Regions from separate parts of the Homo sapiens genome. Here region 2 is linked to region 1. The links are chromatin loops, found by intact Hi-C in ENCODE. Cell type or tissue: CD4-positive, alpha-beta T cell. All regions are shown on one strand. Each heading gives the region's core, and the rest is flanking DNA. Links, peaks and the distances in the headings are about the cores only. Region 1 has its middle 17 kb from the start of RFPL1. Region 2 overlaps AP1B1 (adaptor related protein complex 1 subunit beta 1).

Evidence for each region. A loop is a pair of places that touch in the nucleus more often than their neighbours do. Peaks named below come from ENCODE experiments on the same cell type or tissue, not always from the same donor. Only the 100,000 strongest peaks of a DNase experiment are listed, where the experiment ranks them.
Region 2: a loop joins it to region 1, with 7 times the contacts of the local background. A loop is called at or near these places in 3 of 110 quality-filtered maps.

Annotation. Positions count from the first base shown.
Region 1 is chr22:29,416,262-29,426,715 of GRCh38, reverse strand. It overlaps a transcript of RFPL1 not described here. Among named protein-coding and RNA genes, the nearest start is that of RFPL1, 17 kb to the left of the region's middle. In CD4-positive, alpha-beta T cell, for the core only: no CTCF peak of the experiment used is centred there; no DNase peak of the experiment used is centred there.
Region 2 is chr22:29,366,345-29,375,349 of GRCh38, reverse strand. AP1B1 (adaptor related protein complex 1 subunit beta 1) reads left to right here. Exons shown (of 23, transcript NM_001127.4): 2 at 8,080-8,143. The coding sequence starts at 8,107. Among named protein-coding and RNA genes, the nearest start is that of AP1B1, 18 kb to the left of the region's middle. In CD4-positive, alpha-beta T cell, for the core only: no CTCF peak of the experiment used is centred there; a DNase peak (open chromatin) is centred at 5,759.

The DNA.
Region 1 (10,454 bases), core at 1-8,000:
AGTGCAATGGCACGATCTCTGCTCACCGCAATCTCCGCCTCCGGGTTGAAGCAATTCTCCTGCCTTAGCCTCCTGAGTAGTTGGGATTACAGGCACCCATCATGCCCAGCTAATTCTTCTATTTTTAGGAGAGAGAGTGTTTCACCATATTGGTCAGGCTGGTCTTCAACTCCTGACCTCAGGCGATCCTCCCACCTCGGCCTCCCAAAGTACTGAGATTACAGGTGTGAGCCACTGCACCCAGCCTCAAATAACTTCTTTTATACGGTTGTCTGAAACAAATTGCAGATATCATATCTATTAGTCTATATATTCCATTCGTGTCTCTAAAAATATGGACAAAAAATACATCATTACAAACCTAAATAAAGATTATCAATAATTTTTTTTTTTGACATGAAGTTTTGCTCTGTCGCCCAGGCTAGAGTGCAGTGGCATGATCTCAGATCTCCGTAACCCTCATCTCCCGGATTCAAGCGATTCTCCTGCCTCAGCCTCCCAAATAGCTGGGATTACAGGCACTTGCCACCACGTCTGGCTAATTTTTGTATTTTTAGTGGAGAAGGGGTTTGGCCATGTTAGCCAGGCTGCTCTCAAACTCCTGACCTCAGGCGATCCGCCCGCCTTGGCCTCCCAAGGTACTGGGATTACAGACATAAGCCACCGCACCCGGCCTCAAATAACTTCTTTTACACAGTTGTCTGAAACAAATTGCAGATATCCTATCTATTAGTCCATATATTCCATTCGTGTCTCTAAAAATATGGACAAAAAATACATCATAACAAACCTAAATAAAAATTATCAATAATTTTCTTTTTTTGACATGAAGTCTTGCTCTGTGGCCCAGGATGGGGTGCAGTGGCATGATCTCAGATCACCTCAACCCTCACCTCCCAGATTCAAGCAATTCTCCTGCCTCAGCCTCCCAAGTAGCTGGGATTACAGGCACCTGCCACCATCTCAGGTGATCCACCCACCGCGGCCTCCCAAAGTGCTGAGATTACAGGCGTGAGCCACCACACCCAGCCATATCAATAATTATTTCCTATTAAAAAAGAATGTTTCCCATCAAATGCTTCACAAATGTCCTGCATTTTTTTTCACTAGTTTGAGCTGTTGTCATTTTGTGCTTTTGCATTTCATTTCTATGAGAATTCAATATGGTTTGAAATTCTGACCGGTGGCTGTGTTTTTAGGCCTGCTCCATCTGCAGGTATCTTCCTAATAGGTTTTTAATTTCCTTGCAAGGCAGAAACTGAGGAGCTAAGGGTTGGTCCCAGGACCTTTCCATGGTCAAGATGCAGCCCACGGCCTCCCCAAGCTGGAACTGAGTGCTTCTCTCTGCTTCTGTGTTCCCTGCAAAGGCGTTTCTTAAACAGAAAGGTTTACCAAGGTTCAGCGTGACTTCCACAGATGCAAAAAAAGGGACAAAGTGAAGTGGGTGTTCTCCATTCAAATGCCTATTTTATTTTTTGGAGTTGTGTGGTTTTCTTTTTTTTTTTTTTTTTTGAGACGGAGTCTCGCTCCGTCGCCCAGGCTAGAGTGCAGTGGCGCAATCTCGGCTCACTGCAAGCTCCACCTCCCGGGTCCACGCCATTCTCCTGCCTCAGCCTCCCGAGTAGCTGGGACTACAGGCGCCTGCCACCACGCCCGGCTAATTTTTTGTATTTTTAGTAGAGACGGGGTTTCACTGTGTTAGCCAGGATGGTCTCGATCTCCTGACCTCGTGATCCGCCCGCCTGGGCCTCCCAAAGTGCTGGGATTACAGGCGTGAGCCACCGCGCCTGGCCTGGAGTTGTGTGGTTTTCTATAACATATAAAAACTACAGATAGGATTGGAAGGCTGTACTTGAAAGTCTCAATTTTGCGGGGGGGGGGGTGGGAGGGACAGGGAGACAGAGTCTTGCTCTGTCACCACGCTGGAGTGCTGTGGCTCAATCTTGGCTCACTGCAACCTCCGCCTCCTGGGTTCAAGTGATTCAGCCTCCCGAGTAGATGGGACTACAGGTGTGCACCACTGCGTCCAGCCTCAATTTTTTTTTTTTTTTTTTTTTTTACTTTGTCCTTAGCCACTGTCAAGGAATTGTCCTCCTTTTCAGAAGCGGGAAGCAGAATTCCTTCATCGATAGAGCATAGGAACTAAGCTCAGGTAGACCTGAGATGGTCTCCCAGCCCAGCCACTTACAAGCCATTTGACCTTGGGCAAATTATGCAACATCCCTGAGTCCTTTTCTCATTTTCTGTAAAATGGGATTCAAAGCAGTTATATTATTGACAAGATTAAATGAGGTAATGTGGGTGAAGCTCCTGCCTTTAATAGGGGCTCGGTAAATGATAGATTCTTAATAAATCTTAGAACCATCCTAGAAGCCTTGGCCATGTATCCAGGGTATCTTTGTTCCTGTGTAACTTCTTTTCTTTCATCTGTTGCCCAGAAGAACTATTGAGGTACACAGTAGATGCTCAGTAAATTTTTGTTGAATGAATGGCGGAGCTTCACTACTTTCTTTGTCCTATGGTCTTTTTTTTTTCTGAGACAAAGCAGGATTCTGTCTCCCAGGCTGAAGTGCAGTGGTGCTATCTTGGCTCACTGCAGCCTCCGTCTCCCGGGTTCCAGTGATTTTTCCGCCTCAGCCTCCTGAGTAACTGGGATTACAGGCACGCACCACCACGCCCAGCTAATTTTTTGTATTTTTAGTAGAGATGGGTTTCATCTGGTCTCGATCTCCTGACCTCAGGTGATCCACGTGCCTTGGCTGGGATTACAGGCATGAGCTATAGCACCTGGCCCTTATTGTCTTACAATAGTACTTTACACCGTGAGCTTTGCTCTAGGAGATGTCCTGAGAGAGCCTGTAAGAAATTTGGCCAGGTAGATTTGGGAACTGCTATAGATTCTAGCCCTTTCCACAGATGAATCATACATGTTACTGTTTTAGCAGCTTAGAGAAGTCATGGGGAGAAGTCTCCCTAGCCTTTTAAGCTTGGTATTTTCTAATCTCATTTGACTGTATAGGGTAACATCGTGCCTTGATGATGCTGTGATGAGGCTTCTAATGAGTTAATGTGTGCCAAGCATTTAGGACAGTGCTGAGCAAAGTGGGTCCCACAAAGGGGCTGCTGTAAGCCCGTCCATCCTTGTGCAGATATTTTTGTGGGAAAGATTTCTAGAAGAGGCACATTCAAAAATTTGATGGGATCAGGTGTGGTGGCTCACACCTGTAATCCCAGCACTTTGGGAGGCCGAGGCAGGAGGATTGGCTGAGCCCAGGAGTTTGAGACCAGCCTGGGCAACATGGTGAGATCCCATCTCTGAAGAAAAAAAAAAAAGTTGATAGATTCCTCAGAATTACTTTTCAAAATCTAATCTGCCATGATCTAAAGTTTGTTTCTCCAGGAAATAGATAAGCAGCTGTTTTCCTGTACCACATGTGTTCTGGATCCTTCTCCTCCTCCCTCTGCACCATAACTGAAGATGGGATGGAGCATAACTGAAAGTCACCCCTCTCTTCTCTCTCTTGCAGAAGCCTGGCTACAGATAAGGGACCAAAATGACTGACTCAAAATATTTCACCACGACCAAGAAAGGTATTACTTGTTTAATAATGGGCCTTGTCCTACGCTTTCTCTTCCTGTCCCTTCTGTTTTCCTCCTATGGCGGTAGGGAGTAGGGGTGGGAATGAAGGCCTGGAAACATGTGGCAGGAATGACCTAGAGCTTGTGGTAGATCTAGAAAATTGAACTGTTGATGATATAAGAAATTGACCACTCCTTTTAGAGCTCAGAAAGGGAAGAACATTAGCTCCAAGTGCTAAAATAATTATGTTTTTGTTTCCAGGGGAAAGAAGACACACAATCCTATCAGCATCCCCACAGCAGAGAGAGAGTGTGTGTGTGTGTGTGTATGTGTGTGTTTCCGTCCATGTACCTGTGTGTCCTTATCCAACGGCACATGTTTTTCTTTTTTTTGAGATGGAGTTTCACTCTTGTCGCCCAAGCTGGAGTGCAGTGGCGCGATCTTGGCTCACTGCAACCTCTGCCTCCCAGGTTCAAGTGATTCTCCTGCCTCAGTTTCTGGAATAGCTGGGATTACATGTGCCCGCCACTATGCCCAGCTAATTTATTTATTTATTTGAGACTGAGTTTTGCTCTTGTTGCCCAGGCACGAGTACAATGGCACCAATATTGGCTCACTGCAACCTCTGCCTCCTGGGTTCGAGCGATTCTTCTGCCTCAGCCTCCCAAGTCATGGGATTACAGGCATGCACCACCATGCCTGGCTAATTTTGTATTTTTGGTAGAGATGGCGTTTCTCCATACTTGTCAGGCTGGTCTCAAACTCCCAACCTCAGGTGATCCACCAGCCTCAGCCTCCCAAAGTGCTAGGATTACAGGTGTGAGCCACTGCACCTGGCAGTTTTTTGTATTTTTAGTAGAGATGGGGTTTCACCATGTTGGCCAGGCTGGTCTCAAACTCCTGACCTCAAGTGATCCACCCACCTTGGATTGAGTCTATTGAGTAGCTACACTGAAATTTGCTAAGCTAGGCTTATATCGTTGGATATTTTGGTTGTTTCTGCTTTTAAGGAAATGGAGGATGTTGTCGTAGCTGACAAATGTGCTTTGACCCTGTAAGCATCTTTCTGGCCAGCCCTTCCTTCCTCCCTCCTTCCTTCCAAGTGATACTGACACATGCCTGCCGACCAGATGAAAAGAGTCTGTTGTTGGATCAGCTGATCCAGGACCCGAAGTCTGCCCCTTATCAGGCATTTCATGTATTGGTCTAGCTGGTTTTTACTGAGAACCTACCATGTGCAGTGGAAGAGAAACAGAGCCTCTGACCTGGTGTTGCTCAAGGTTGAGCAGGGAAGACAGTCTGTAGAGTAGTAACCACACTGAAGTGTACTGGGTCCAGGGGGGACTGTGGGAGAGCTCTGGGTGGAGCTGGCCAGATCGATGGGGGATAGGAAGGGGAAGGAGTGAGTGCTGTGCCTGTGACACATTTGGGGAAAGGAAGGTAGTGGGCATGAGCTACCGAGGAGGGTGATACAAGAAGAGGTTAGAGCCAGGCACAGTGGCGCCCCAGGTGGTGGCTTGGGTGGGAGGATTACTTGCTTGAGCCCAGGAGTTCGAGTCTAGCCTGGGCAACTAATTGAAAAAAGAGAGAAAGCAATTGGAGAGGTACACAGGGATCAGTCTTGTGGGGCTTAGTGAGCCACAGGGTGAACGTAGTGCTGAGTGTATTGGAGTCCCAGGGGTGGGTTTTGTTGTTTGTTTGTTTTTTTTGAGACAGAGTCTCTGTCACCCAGGCTGGAGTGCAATGGGAAGATCTCTGCTCACTGCAGCCTCCTGGGTTCAAGCAATTCTCCCAAGTAGCTGGGACTACAGGCACGTGCCACTATGCCGAGCTAATTTTTTTATTTTGGGGTTGGGGTTTTTTAGTGGATTTCTTTTGGGAAGAGAGATGTGTGGACAGACATGCCTGGGTTCAATGCTCCAGCCAAAGAGACAAGGAAACAGGTTTAGGAAAGCAAAGTGAGTATCTTGGGTAGGCCCAAGCATAGGGATTGAGAGCATGGGCTTTGGAGCTAGCAGACCTGGTTTTGAGTTTCAGTCCTACCACCTGCTGGCATTGGGTTTACGTTACTGAGCCTCTCACAGCCTCCATTTGCTCACTGCGAAATGGAGGGAAATGCAGAGTTGTGAGGATGAAATAAGAAAATGTGTGGGAACAAGTTAGTATGGGACTGGGCTTAGAGAAGGGCTCAGGGGGGCTGGGCACGGTGGATCACGCCTGTAATCCCAGCACTTTGGGAGGCCAAGGCAGGTGGATCACCTGAGGTCAGGAGTTTAAGACCACCCAGGCCAACGTGGTGAAACCCCGTCTCTACTAAAAATACAAAAATTAGGAGGGTATGATGGTGCCCGCCTGTAGTTCCAGCTATCTGGGAGGTTGAGGCAGGAGAATTGCTTGAACCCGGGATGTGGAAGTTGTGGTGAGCCGAGATCGCACCGTTGCACTCCAGCCCGGGAGACAGAGTGAGACTTCGTCTCAAAAAAAAAAAAAAAAAAAAAAAAGCAAAAAACCATCTGCAGTGGCTCATGCCTGTAATCCCAAGGCTTTGGGAGGCTGAGGAGGGCAGACCACGAAGTCAGGATTTCAAGACCAGCCTGGCCAACATGGTGAAACCCCATCTCTACTAAAAATACAAAAATTAGCCAGGCATGACGGCACGTGCCTGTAGTCCCTGCTACCCGGTATGCTGAGGCAGGAGAATTGCTGGAACCCGGGAGGCAGAAGTTGCAGTGAGCTGAGATGGGGCCACTGCACTCCAGCCTGGGTGACAGAGCGAGACTCCATCTCAAAAAAAGAGAGAGAAGGGGTCAGGAAATGACATCTGCCCTCCTAACCTGTTATCAGGGTCCTGACTATCTGTCCATGGCAGGACCAGACAACCCTACTTCCTCATTTGTTTTTCTCACATCATGAAGTTCTTCAGAACAATTGATTTCATGCTTGAGCTCTCATGGAGCAGCTGAATTCCCATTTTCAGAGCTGAGCAACCACTTGTGTCTCAGGAAGTGAAATCCTGAGCAAGCTGTCTTAGAGGTTTGAGGAAAACAGGAAAGGCCTCCATGTGGGAATCCACAAATCCTGCTCTCACCCCGCAAGCCTTAAGTACTCAGGTTCTATTGCACTGAGCCTTTTAAGGGTCTTTTGTTGAGTGAGGGTAGCTGAGGACAGCTTTGCCTTCCACTGGGTTTTTAGCTCCCTGGCTGAGCAGAGCCTGCCATCATGTTTTTGATGCTTTTGTCTTCCTCAGAACCTTTGTAGCTTCCATGGTTCCTGTTGCTTCAATCCAGAGTGGCCTCTAAGTTTCTTTTTTTTTCTTTTCTTTTTTTTTTTTTTTGGAGAGAGGATCTCACTTTGTGTCACCCAGGCTGGAGTGTAGTGGTGTCATGGCTCATGGCAGCCTCGACCTCTGGCCTCAAACAATCCTCCAGCCTCAGCCTCCCGAGTAGCTGGGATTACAGGCTTGCACCAAAAAATCGCGCTGATTTTTTGTATTTTATTAGAAACGAGGTTTCACTACGTTGGCCAGGATGGTCTTGATCTCCTGGCCTCGTGATCTGCCTCCCTCGACCTCCCAAAGCGCTGGGATTACAGACATGAGCCACCGTGCCCAGCTGATCCTCAGCCTCTTAAAGTGCTGGGATTACAGGTGTGAGCGACTGCACCCGGCCTACAAGTTTCCATCTTGTTAATTCCTGTCCTAACAGTCATCCCTCACTGTTGCCTGGCCCACCTGAGGCCAGGCGCCTGAAGCTTCCCTCAGCCAACAGCATAGGATGTCTTACGTGCCTCCCTCCGGTTCTTTTGGAAGTTAGATACTGGGAATTGTCCCCTGCCAGGGTAGGGAGGGATCACTCATGCTTGCCTCCTTTCCTTAGGGGAGATCTTCGAGCTGAAGGCAGAGCTCAACAGTGACAAGAAGGAGAAGAAGAAGGAGGCAGTGAAGAAAGTGATTGCATCGATGACCGTGGGCAAAGATGTCAGGTGTGTAGGAGTAGGCCTGGTGGCAGCTGGAAGCTGGCTGACAGGGGAGGGTTTATAGCTTGGGTCCACTTCAGTCTCTCCTTTAGGGTGTCTAGGGACCCATGTCTCCCCTCATACAGCTCCCTTCATAAAACTTTCTTCCCAATAGAAGGTTTTGTTTACACAGGAATCACGAGCCCAGACACTGACAGGTCAGGTGGTGATGGAGTGAGTTAACTGGAGTAGGTGGGAAAGGCAGCAGGTGATGGAGTGGGTGTGGCATGAACCCTCTCAGAAACTCCAGAGGATCAGTACTGGCTGGGGAAGAGGACCCAGTGTGGCCAGGTCTTCTGGTTTTTAAAAAGAATGGGAAATCTGGGCCAGGCGCAGTGGCTCACACCTGTAATCCTAGCACTTGGGGAGGCCCAGGTGGGCGGATCTCGAGGTCAGGAGTTCGACACCAGCCTGGCCAATGTGGTGATATCCTGTCTCTACTAAAAATACAAAAATTAGCCGGGCATGGTGGCACATGCCTGTAATCTCAGCTACTCGGGAGGCTGAGGCAGGAGAATTGCTTGAACCTGGGAGACAGAGGGTGCATTCAGCTGAGATTGTGCCACTGCAGTCCAGCCCAGGTGACAGAGCGAGACTCAGTCTCAAAAAAAAAAAAAAAAAAAAAGAAGACGAAGAAGAATGGGAAATCTGGATTTTTCATTTTAAATCTCCCTGTCTTAAGTGGCCAGATGATATTAAACAAACACTGTGTGGTGCAAGTAAAATACATGTGCAGATTGGATTTCTCTAATTTGTCACCGGTGTGCAGCCTCTATCGCACCCGATAGCTAAAGCAGGTCGTGTGTAGAGCGGCTGCCGCACCTTGGCTCATGCTTCCCCTGTGGGAGCGCCCAGTGACCCAGCTTGTCTTCCCATCTTTGAAAACCCATTCGAGGCTGGGTGCGGTGGCTCACACCTGTAATCCTAGCACTTTGGGAGGCCGAGGAGGGTGGATCACAAGGTCAGGAGTTCAAGACCACCTGGCCAAGATGGTGAAACCCCATCTCTACTAAAAATACAAAAATTAGCTGGGTATGGTGGCGGGCACATGTAATTTCAGCTGCTCAGGAGGCTGAGACAGAGAATTGCTGGAACCCAGGAGGCAGAGGCTGCAGTGAGCTGAGCCTGCACTCCAGCCTGGATGACAGAGCGAGACTCCCTCTCAAAAAAAAAAAAAAAAAAACCATTCAAGGTCTGCCTTCCCCGCATTCCTGCCTTCCCTCATCACCCCAGCTCACTACCCCAAACTCAAAGCATTTGCCTCTGTTCCCATCACCCAGCACTAAATGGAGACTGTTCTCTTGTTATGTGTACTTGTGTTTACCTGCTCACCAGATTGTAAAATCTCAAAGGCAGAGACTGGATTTTAAAACAGCTTGATATTTGCACAGTATTTGAGAGTCTGCACAGAACATTTTGAGATTTGTTTTCTCAGTAGTTCCTTACAATTCCCATATTGTAGGTAATGACAGTTTTACTGCCAAAGAAATAAAAACATAAAGTGACTGCCTAAGAGTCACATGGTTTATGGCAGAACTAGGACTCAAGCCCAGTTCTTCTGAAATCCAAATCCAGGCCACTTTCACCCATGCCCTCGTGGTGCCCAGCCCTGTGCCTCATAACCTGGGTGCTGAGGTGGAGCAGCTCCCATCCAGGTCCCAAGATAGGCTCCCACTGCTCCAGACGTCCCCATGGATCACCCCCCAAGCAAAGGACCTCCTGCCAGCAGCTCCGGGAAGGGGCTCTGCAGAGAGCCCTTTGGAAGCCAGAGCAGAAAGGGAACAGGTACCTGCTGGACAACTGGGCCTCCTTCCAAGTCAGATTCCTTCCAGGACAAAGCTGCTCTCCTTCACCCAGAACACCACTGTCACCTCCTCACAGAGGAGAAACATCTTTGTTCTTCCATCTCAAAAGAGCTGGCTTTGCTGATATGATAAGCCCCAAAGAGCGAGTCGGCCTCATCAGCAGTTTTTCCTCCTCCCTCCTCCCCATTCTTCCTGGTGCGTCATCTTCCAAGGTGACACATACATTTTGGCTTTTGGGGATCTGCCTGTTGGGGATCAGGAAGTTCACTTTGTCCTCCTAAGTCTCTATGTTGACACGTCCTTGACTGTAAATACATAAGAATTGAGAGGGGATATGATGATTCCAGAGATAGAAAATTGATCTCTAACCAAATTTCACATCTTGAGAAGGCCTGTGACTCTGGGACCACGGGTACCATGTTGAGAAGGGTTCCACCCAGTGGTCATGAGCATGGACCTTGTTCTCAGACCTGGCTCCTCCAGGCAGGTTATTTGACATTTATGAACCTCAGTATTCTCTGAAATGGGGATCATCCCCTGACTTCTAAGGGCAGTTAAATGAGATCAAGCATGTAAAGCTCTTAGCACCAAGCTTGGTGTATGGTGTGTGCTCCATGCATGCTGTGCTGGTTCTTACTGGGTGCCAGAGCTTGTGGAGAAAGCAGCGTGAGCCATCCTGCTTCCCTGCGACCCTCCAGAACCAGCAGCCCAAAGTAAGGGGCCACATTAAGTATCAGAGAGGGAGAAAGGATCATTTTCATTTACTCAGCATCTCCCAGATATCAAGGACCAGATACCTAAGTATGTTGTCTCATTCAGTTATAAAGGCCCTGGGAAGTGAGTTTCAGTTGCATCTTTCTTTAGGACGGTCAGCTGGGTCTCTCTGCTAAACATCAAGTGCTGTGACACAGGCTCATACAAAAACTACTCCCTAGGACCCCCTATGCCCCCCTCCCCAGCCCCCACCTGCAGCAGTGATGCAGGAAAGCTGAACCCCTGACTCCGGTGGGCATTTGCTCAGCAGGGTGTCCACAACTCTGCCTGCCCTTCTGAAG
Region 2 (9,005 bases), core at 1,006-9,005, 52 kb after region 1:
GTGATGGAATCTCACTCTGTCACGCAGGCTGGAGTGCAATGGCACAGTCTCACCTCACTACAACCTCTGCCTCCCAGGTTCAAGCGATTCTCCTGCCTCAGCCTCCCGAGTAGCTGGGACTACAGGCGTGTGCCACCACACCGACTAATTTTTTTGTGTTTTTAGTAGAGACGGGGTTTCACTATGTTGGCCAGGCTGGTCTCGAACTCCTGACCTTGTGATCCACCTGCCTCGGCCTCCCGAAGTGCTGGGATCACAGGCATGAGCCACCGCGCCCGGCCAGAACTGCCTATTCTTTTGCATGGTTGTATAGTATTCCATATGTCCATATGCTGTGCTATCATTTTATTTATGTATAGAGTTGGGGTCTTACTGTGTTGCCCAGGCTGGCCTCAAACTCCTGGGCTCAAACTATCCTCACCACTCAGCCTCCTGAGTAGCTGGAGCCACAGATGTGCCCAGCTCTACTGTGCTGTCATTTTTTAAAACAATCCTGTGGATGGACATTTACAGTATTTTGCTATTAGAAAGGATGTTGCATGAATAATTTTGTATCTACGTAGTTTTCCACATGTAAAGTCCTAGAAGCAGAATTACTGGGTCAACGGGTAAGGACCTTTGCAATTTTAATGGCTGTTACCGATTTGCTTCAGAGGTTGTAGCGTTTCAGACTATCACTAGCCTCAAATGAGGGCGCCTATTTACCTATGTCAGCTCCAACATGGGGTGTTATTAGACTCTTGGCTCTTTATCAGTTCAGCAGCTGACAGGTTATATTTCACCGTAGTTTCAGTTTCTGTGTCTCTTAGAAATAAGCTTGAACCATTATATTAATTCACTTTCTGTGAACTGTCCACATCCTCTGCCATTCTCCTATTTGTAGTCACTTTTTATATAGGAAAATAGGCCTTGTCTGCAATGTGATGCAAATGTTAGTGAGTATGTTTATCATACGGCTTTTGGCTTTTTATTGTTTTGGCCATGCAGGAAAACTCAATTTTTATGGAATTGAATTCATGGTTCTTTTAAGATTTCCAGATTTGATGTCACACTCCAAAGACTTTCCTCTGGATGCAATGTTTCATTCTTCCTTTCTTCTCCAGATTTGAGTTTTATTTTGTTATTTTTTTAAAAACAAAATTTTTTTTTAGACAGAGTCTTGCTCTGTTGCCCAGGCTGGAGTGCAGTGGCGCCGATCTTGGCTTACTGCAACCTCTGCCTCTGGGGTTCAAGCGATTCTCCCACCTCAGCCTCCCAAGTAGCTGTGATTACAGGCATGCACCGCCACCATGCCCAGCTAATTTTTGTATTTTTAGTAGAGATGGGGTTTTGCCATGTTGGCCAGGCTGGTCTTGAACTCCTGACCTCAGGTGATCCACCCCCCTCAGCCTCCCAAAGTGCTGGGATTACAGGTGTGAGCCACCGTGCCTTGCCTTTTTTTTTTTTTTCAGACCGAGTCTTGCTCTGTCGCCCAGGCTGGAGTGCAGTGGTGCCACCTCAGCTTGCTGCAACCTCTGCCTCCTAGGTTCAAGCGATTCTTGTGCTTCAGCCTCCCATGTAGCTGGGATTACAGGTGCCCACTACCAGGCCCAGCTAATTTTTGTATTTTTACTAGAGACGGGTTTCACCATGTTAGCCAGGCCAGTCTCGAACTCCTGGCCGCAGGTGATCCACCCGCCTTGGCCTCCGAAAGTGCTGGGATTACAGGCCTCTGCGCCCAGCACATTTTTTAAAATGTCTGTTTAATTTACACCAAGTGACATGCTTGGCTCTTAAGTGTACAGTGTGTCCAGTATCTGCATCAGGATGCAGATCATTTCCCTTACTGCAGGGGCCCTTCATGCCCACTTTCAGTCCTTCCCACCCAGAAGCATCCACTGACCTGACTGTTATCACCGTAGCTTAGGTTTGCCTCTTAGAGCTTTGTACACATGAAATCTTGTGATATTTATGATGTTTACATTTTTTCTTGTCAACGTGCTTTCATTCTCACATTAGCCCTTGTCAGAAGAAATATGTGAAATACACAGAAGAGCAGGTACAGCAGTCCCCACCCCCCACTCTTTTTTTCTTTTTTTGAGACACGGTCTCACTCTGTCACCCAGGCTGGAGTGCAGTAGTGCGATGTTGGCTCACTGCAACCTCCTGCCTCCCAGGCTCAAGTAGTCCTCCCACCTCCGCCTCCTGAGTAGCTGGGACTACAGGTGTGCACCACCATGCTAATTTGGTAGAGACAGGATTTCACCATGTTTCCCAAGCCAGTCTCAAACTCCTGGCCTCAAGCAATTTGTCCGCCTTGGCCTCCCAAGGTGCTGGTATTCACAGGTGTGACCCACAACACCCGGCTTGATCTCCCCATTTTAAAGAGGGAAATTGAACTATGGAGATGAAGTAGACTCAGTTCAGCATACTTTCCTTTTAAAGGTTGTCACCAATTTTGAGACATTGGAGAAAAATTGAAATACTATACTTAGTACCCATTTTCTTATGTTTTTATTTTTTTCATTCTCAAAGGAGGTGATTTTCTTATGTTTTAAAAATAGATATAAATTCATTTTATTAGCTTAAAACACAGAAAGATAGTCTATATTTCTTGTTCCTAAAATTATATTTAGATATATGAAGACAAAATTTGAAAAATATTGAGAACTTTTTTTCCTTTAAGCCTAACCCTAACTTCAGCAGCTAAAAACCAAAGTCTTTAGATGGAAATGTTTTTTCTTCTTCCCTTTTTTTTCCTTAGGACCTAGGACCTCTTTTTCCCTCTCTTAGATCATGTTACATCTTTGTCCCTGGACACTGTTTCCAAAAGTCTCACCAAGGGCTTCTTTATACATCTAGAAAACATAAGAGAGAAAGCTACTATATTTTAGGCTTTATTGCTCAGTTCCTTTTCTTTTCTTTTTTCTTTTTTTTTTTTTTTTTGAGACCCAGTTTCGTTCTTGTTGCGCAGGCTGGAGTGCAATGCTGCGATCTCACCTCACTGCAACCTCTGCCTCCCGGGTTCAAGTGATTCCCCTACCTCAGCCTCCCGAGTAGCTGGGACTACAGGCACCCGCCAGCATGCCCGGCTAATTTTTTGTATTTTTAGTAGAGATGGGGTTTCACCATGTTGGCTAGGCTGGTCTCGAACTCCTGACCTCAGGTGATCTGCCCACCTGGACCTCCCAAACTGCTCGGATTACAGGCGTGAGCCACCATGCCCAGCCTCAGTTCCCTTTCTTTAATTCTAAAAAATGAAGTTAACCAGAACTGTTTCTGGGATGTGACATCAAAGTCATAATCTTTCAAATGTGGGTGTGAGAAATATTAAGATTAAGAGAGGACAGCCACACTGGCTCCTCAAGGGTGAAACCAGTTGTTCCAGGTATGCCCCTCTTTTAATTTTGACCATGCCATCCCCTTGAGGCATTTCTTGGCCTGTAAATGCTGAAATTGAGGGGGGGATCCCAGCCCAGAATGCTGTCTCCTTAGCAAAGTGACTCATTATACTGGCCAGAGCAGTTTCTGAATCAAAAATTCCCCGTAATTAACCACTTTAAAAAATTTGCCCTGACACTTCCAAAGATGGAATCCAAACCCTAAGCTTTTTCTTGCCTAAATTTGCTGGCTTTTTTTTTTTGAGACGGAGTCTCACTCTGTCGCCCAAGCTAGAGTGCAGTGGCGCGATCTCTGCTCACTGCAAGCTCCGCCTCTGGGTTCATGCTTCTCCTGCCTCAGCCTCCTGAGTAACTGGAACTACAGGCACGTGCCACCACACCCGGCTAATTTTTTTTATTTTTCATAGAGATGGGGTTTCACCATGTTAGCCAGGATGGTCTCGATCTCCTGACCTCGTGATCTGCCCACCTCAGCCTCCCAAAGTGCTGGGATTACAGGCATAAGCCACCGCGCCCAGCCGCTGCCTGCTTTCAAATATGATTCGTGTACCCGATCAGATTCATCAGAGAACAAGGTCTCAGCCCCTTTGGCCTCTATGGGGTAGGGATACAGTGCATGATAACAGCCAAGCAGGTGCCAGGAAAAACACCAGTCTTTCTCATGGCATCTATGAGTCTGAGCCCCGTTAGGACTGAACTGTAGGGTTTTTTCCATTCCTGCGGAGAGAATGAGAAATCTCTTGCACTGATATCCATCCAAGAGGCAACTGCAAGACCAGGTACCAGCATTAGGTGCTCACAATGGAGAAAGGACACGAGGAGATAGCTGCCCTCAGTACATCACTAAGCTGTAGGTAGGGAATCATTCATGGTGAAGTGAGGTGTTTTGTTTTGTTTTGTTATCTGTGTTTTGGGGTGGCTTTCTAAAGCGTTTCACTTTTCTCCGCATCTCCTCCCTTCTCTACTTTAATTTCCTGCATATGAAACAACTTCAGAGGGATACATTTCTGCATCATCAGTCCCATTGGGCCCTCTGCAGAGGGATATGTGAAACAGATACTGCGGAAAAAAGCTGCAGCCAGCACCAGTGCACTGAGTGGCAGTTAAGTTTGTGAGTAGTTGCTTAGCACCTGTAAAAGGAAGACTGTCACGGAAAGCTCAGCGCTGTTGGGGTATCTGCAGCTGTGCTTTGACCAGCTACCCTGCAGCTGTGCTTTGACCAGCTACCCTGCAGCTCTGTCACTTTTTTTTTAAATCCCCAGAAAGAAAGGCTTTCTCACCCGTTTCTCCTCTTGGTCAGTTGCATACAGCACCCATCTGTCACCAGCAGGTTGCGTCCTGGGAATTTAGGGCCCTCTGATGTTGTATTGGGCCTGCAGGGGAGGGGACAGGCTCTGACGGCTTTTTCTTCTGGAGAGGCAAGAAATTCCGAGCAGCTCTCACATTAGTTATCTAAGGTATTTTGTTTGTTTTATTCACTTTTCTTTCTTTCTTTCTTTCTTTTTTTTTTTTTTTTTGAGACTGAGTCTCACTCTGTCGCTCGGGCTGGAGTGCAGTGGCACGATCTCAGCTCACTGCAGTCTCCACCTCCTGAGTTCAAGCAATTCTCTTGCCTCAGCCTCCCGAGTAGCTGGGACTACAGGCACATGCCACCACGCCCAGCTAATTTTTTGTATTTTAGTAGCGACGGGGTTTCACTATGTTGCCCAGGCTGGTCTCAAACTCCTGAGCTCAGGCAATCTGCCCACCTCAGCCTCCCAAAGTGCTAGGATTACAGGCATGAGCCACCACGCCCGGCCACTTTTGTTTCTTTTTAGATTTAATGTTGGAGTGGTTTCTGTGTTACTTTCTGTGTTTCTTTGTGGCCTGTGAGTTTTAGCCCCTTTTGTCTTCAGTTATCCCTCTTACACTCAACCTTGAGAAATGATATTATCCTATTATTTTGGATACTTTTGGCAGTTACACTCTCAAGTCTGTGACTTCTGGAACCATGCAGATCTTTATTGTAAGACAGAAATCCCATTATCTGATTTACCTGCCCATTTTCAGAGGTCCCCAAAGAACCCCTAGGTTGGTGAGGTTTCTTTGAGAAAATGGCTTTATGTGTGTGCAAAAAAAAAAAAAAAAAAAAATCGTTTTTAATGTCGGTAAATTCCTGTTGGAAACAAATGCTAACTAGTTACGTAACAGGGCTGCCAGAGAGCAGGCTGAGGCTCCCTGGGATTTTCAGTGGCCCCTTTTCATTTCTTTCAACAACTATCAATTGAATACTTGCTATGTGCCGGGCCTGGGCCAGGCATGAAAGAGGAGGGCGAACGGGAGCTGTGAGCCTGGCGCATGCGGGGCCTTCCTTTGTGGATCTGTCTACAGCCATGACTCATGCTGGGAGGACCAGCAAGTTTAGAGTCCCCACTGTGGGACTTGCAACATCAGACGCAGTGGGCTCTTCTGCTCTTTCCTGCAGCTCCCATAGAAAAGTGCCATCCTTCCTTTTCAACTTTGCAAAGCAAAAGGGAAGTAGAATTGTGCCTTTTTTTGTACTGTTTTGTCAGTGAAGCCTTTATTCCTTTATTCCTTCAGGATCCACAAAGGATTTAAGGTGACCCCAAGACAGTACGTATTTGTTTCCCAGTGATTACTGAAACAAAATCTATGGGTGTCTCTCGGTTGGGAGGCTTGCTCAGTGCCATCCTGCCATAAATACAAGCTTAATTTGGAAAAATCCAATTGGGCTGGAGAGGAGGTGCTGTGTTGGCTTGGTTTCCAGAGGCTGTGAAATGACTCCTGATCCCTCACATCCGTTGCACTAGTAACTTTCATCTTGCCCCCGTATAGTAATGACTTGAAAGGAGATATTGGTGGGTTATTTGTTTGAGTCCCTTCCATAGACGCAACAAAAGAGATAAAGTGAAGTGGGTTTTCTCCATTCAAATGTCTGTTTTTTGGAGTTGTGTGGTTTTCTATACCACATAAAACTACAGGTAGGATTGGAAGGCTGTACTTGAAAGTCTCAATGTGTTTTTTTTTTGCGGGGGTGGGGCGGGGAGACAGAGTCTTGCTCTGTCACCACACTGGAGTGCTGTGGCACAGTCTCAGCTCACTGCAACTTCTGCCTCCTGGGTTCAAGTGCTTCTTGTGCCACTCAGCCTCCCAAGTAGATGGGACTACAGGTGTGCACCACTGCGTCCGGCCTCAATTTTTTTTTTTTTTTTTGACTGAATCCTTTAGCCACTATCAGGGAACTGTCCTCCTCGTCAGAAGGGGGAAACAGAATTCCTTCAATAGAGCATAGGAACTAAGCTCAGGTAGGCCTGAGATGGTCTCCCAGCCCAGCCACTTACAAGCCATTTGACCTTGGGCACGTCATGTAACATCGCTGAGTCCGTTTCATCATTTGTAAAATGGGATTCAAAGCAGTTACATTATTGACAAGATTAAGTGAGATAATGTGGGCGAAGCCCCTGCCTTTAATAGGGGCTCAGTAAATGATAGATTCTTAATAAATGTATCTAGGGTATCTTGGTTCCTGTGTAACTTCTTTTCTTTCATCTGTTGCCCAGAAGAACTACTGAGGTACATAGGAGATGCTCAGTAAATTTTTGTTAAATGATTTTTGTTAAATGAATGGCAGAGCTTCAGTACTTTCTTTGTCCTATTGTCTTTTTTTTTTCTGAGACAGAGTCTTGCTCTGTCTCCCAGGCTGGAGTGCAGTGGTGTGGTCTCAGCTTACTGCAGCCTCAGTCTCTTGGGTTCCAGTGATTCTCCTGCCTCACCCTCCCAAGTAACTGAGATTACAGGCACACACTACCACGCCTGGCTAATTTTTTGTATTTTTAGTAGAGATGGTTTTTACCATGTTGGCCAGGCTGGTTTCAAACTCCTGACCTCAGGTGATCCACCCGCCTCAGCCTCCCAAAGTGCTGGGATTACAGGCATGAGCTGTGGTGCCCAGCCCCTATTGTCTACAATAGTACTTCACGCTGTGAGCTTTGCGCTAGGAGATGTCCTGAGAGAGCCTTTAAGAAAACTGGCCAGGTAGATTTGGGAACTGCTGTAGAGTACAGATTCTAGCCCTTTCCAGAGATGAATCAGGCATGTTACTATTTTAGCAGCTTAGAAAAGTTGTGGGGAGAAGAAGTCTCCCTAGCCTTTTAAGCTTGGTATTTTCTAATCTTATTTGACTGTATAGGGTAATATCGTGCCTTGATGATGCTGTGATGAGGCTCCTAATGAGTTAATGTGTGCCAAGCATTTAGGACAGTGCTGAGCAAAGTGGGTCCCACAAAGGGGCTGCTGTAAGCCCATCCATCCTTGTGCAGATATTTTTGTGGGAAAGATTTCTAGAAGAGGCACATTCAAAAATTTGATGGGATCAGGTGTGGTGGCTCACACCTGTAATCCCAGCACTTTGGGAGGCCGAGGCAGGAGGATTGGCTGAGCCCAGGAGTTTGAGACCAGCCTGGGCAACATGGTGAGATCCCATCTCTGAAGAAAAAAAAAAAAAAAAGGTTGATAGATTCCTCAGAATTACTTTTCAAAATCTAATCTGCCATGATCTAAAGTTTGTTTCTCCAGGAAATAGATAAGCAGCTGTTTTCCTGTACCACATGTGTTCTGGATCCTTCTCCTCCCTCTGCACCATAACTGAAGATGGGATGGAGCATAACTGAAAGTCACCCCTCTCTTCTCTCTCTTGCAGAAGCCTGGCTACAGATAAGGGACCAAAATGACTGACTCAAAATATTTCACCACGACCAAGAAAGGTATTACTTGTTTAATAATGGGCCTTGTCCTATGCTTTCTCTTCCTGTCCCTTCTGTTTTCCTCCTATGGCGGTAGGGAGTAGGGGTGGGAATGAAGGCCTGGAAACATGTGGCAGGAATGGCCTAGAGCTTGTGGTAGATCTAGAAAATTGAACTGTTGATGATATAAGAAATTGACCACTCCTTTTAGAGCTCAGAAAGGGAAGAACATTAGCTCCAAGTGTGGGGAAAAAAAGTGCCCTTTTATTTCCCATGGCTTAAAATAATTATGTTTTTTTCCAGGGGAAAGAAAACACAGAATCCTATCAACACCCCCACAGCAGTTGTGTGTGTGTGTGTGTGTGTGTGTGTGTGTGTGTGTGTGTGTGTGTGTCCTTATCCAAGGGCACGTGTTTTTCTTTTTTTTTGAGACGGAGTTTCACTCATGTCACCCAGGCTGGAGTGCAGTGGTGCGATCTTGGCTCATTGCAACCTCCGCCTCTCGAGTTGAAGTTATTCTCCTGCCTCAGCCTCCGGAATTGCTGGGATTACATGCGCCCGCCGCTATGCCCAGCTAATTTTTCTTTCTTGTTTTTTTGAGACGGAGTTTCGCTCTTGTTGCCCAGGCTGGAGTGCAATGGCGCTGATCTCAGCTCACCACAACCTCCGCTTTCCAGGTTTAAGTGATACTCCTGCCTCAGCCTCCCAAGTAGCTGGGATTACACCACCATGCCCGGCTAATTTTGTATTTTTGGTAGAGACGGGGTTTCTCCATGTTGGTCAGGCTGGTCTGAAACTCCTGACCTCAGGTGATCCGCCCCCTCAGCCTCCCAAAGTGCTGGGATTACAGGCGTGAGCCACCGCGGCCGGTCAGGCATGTATT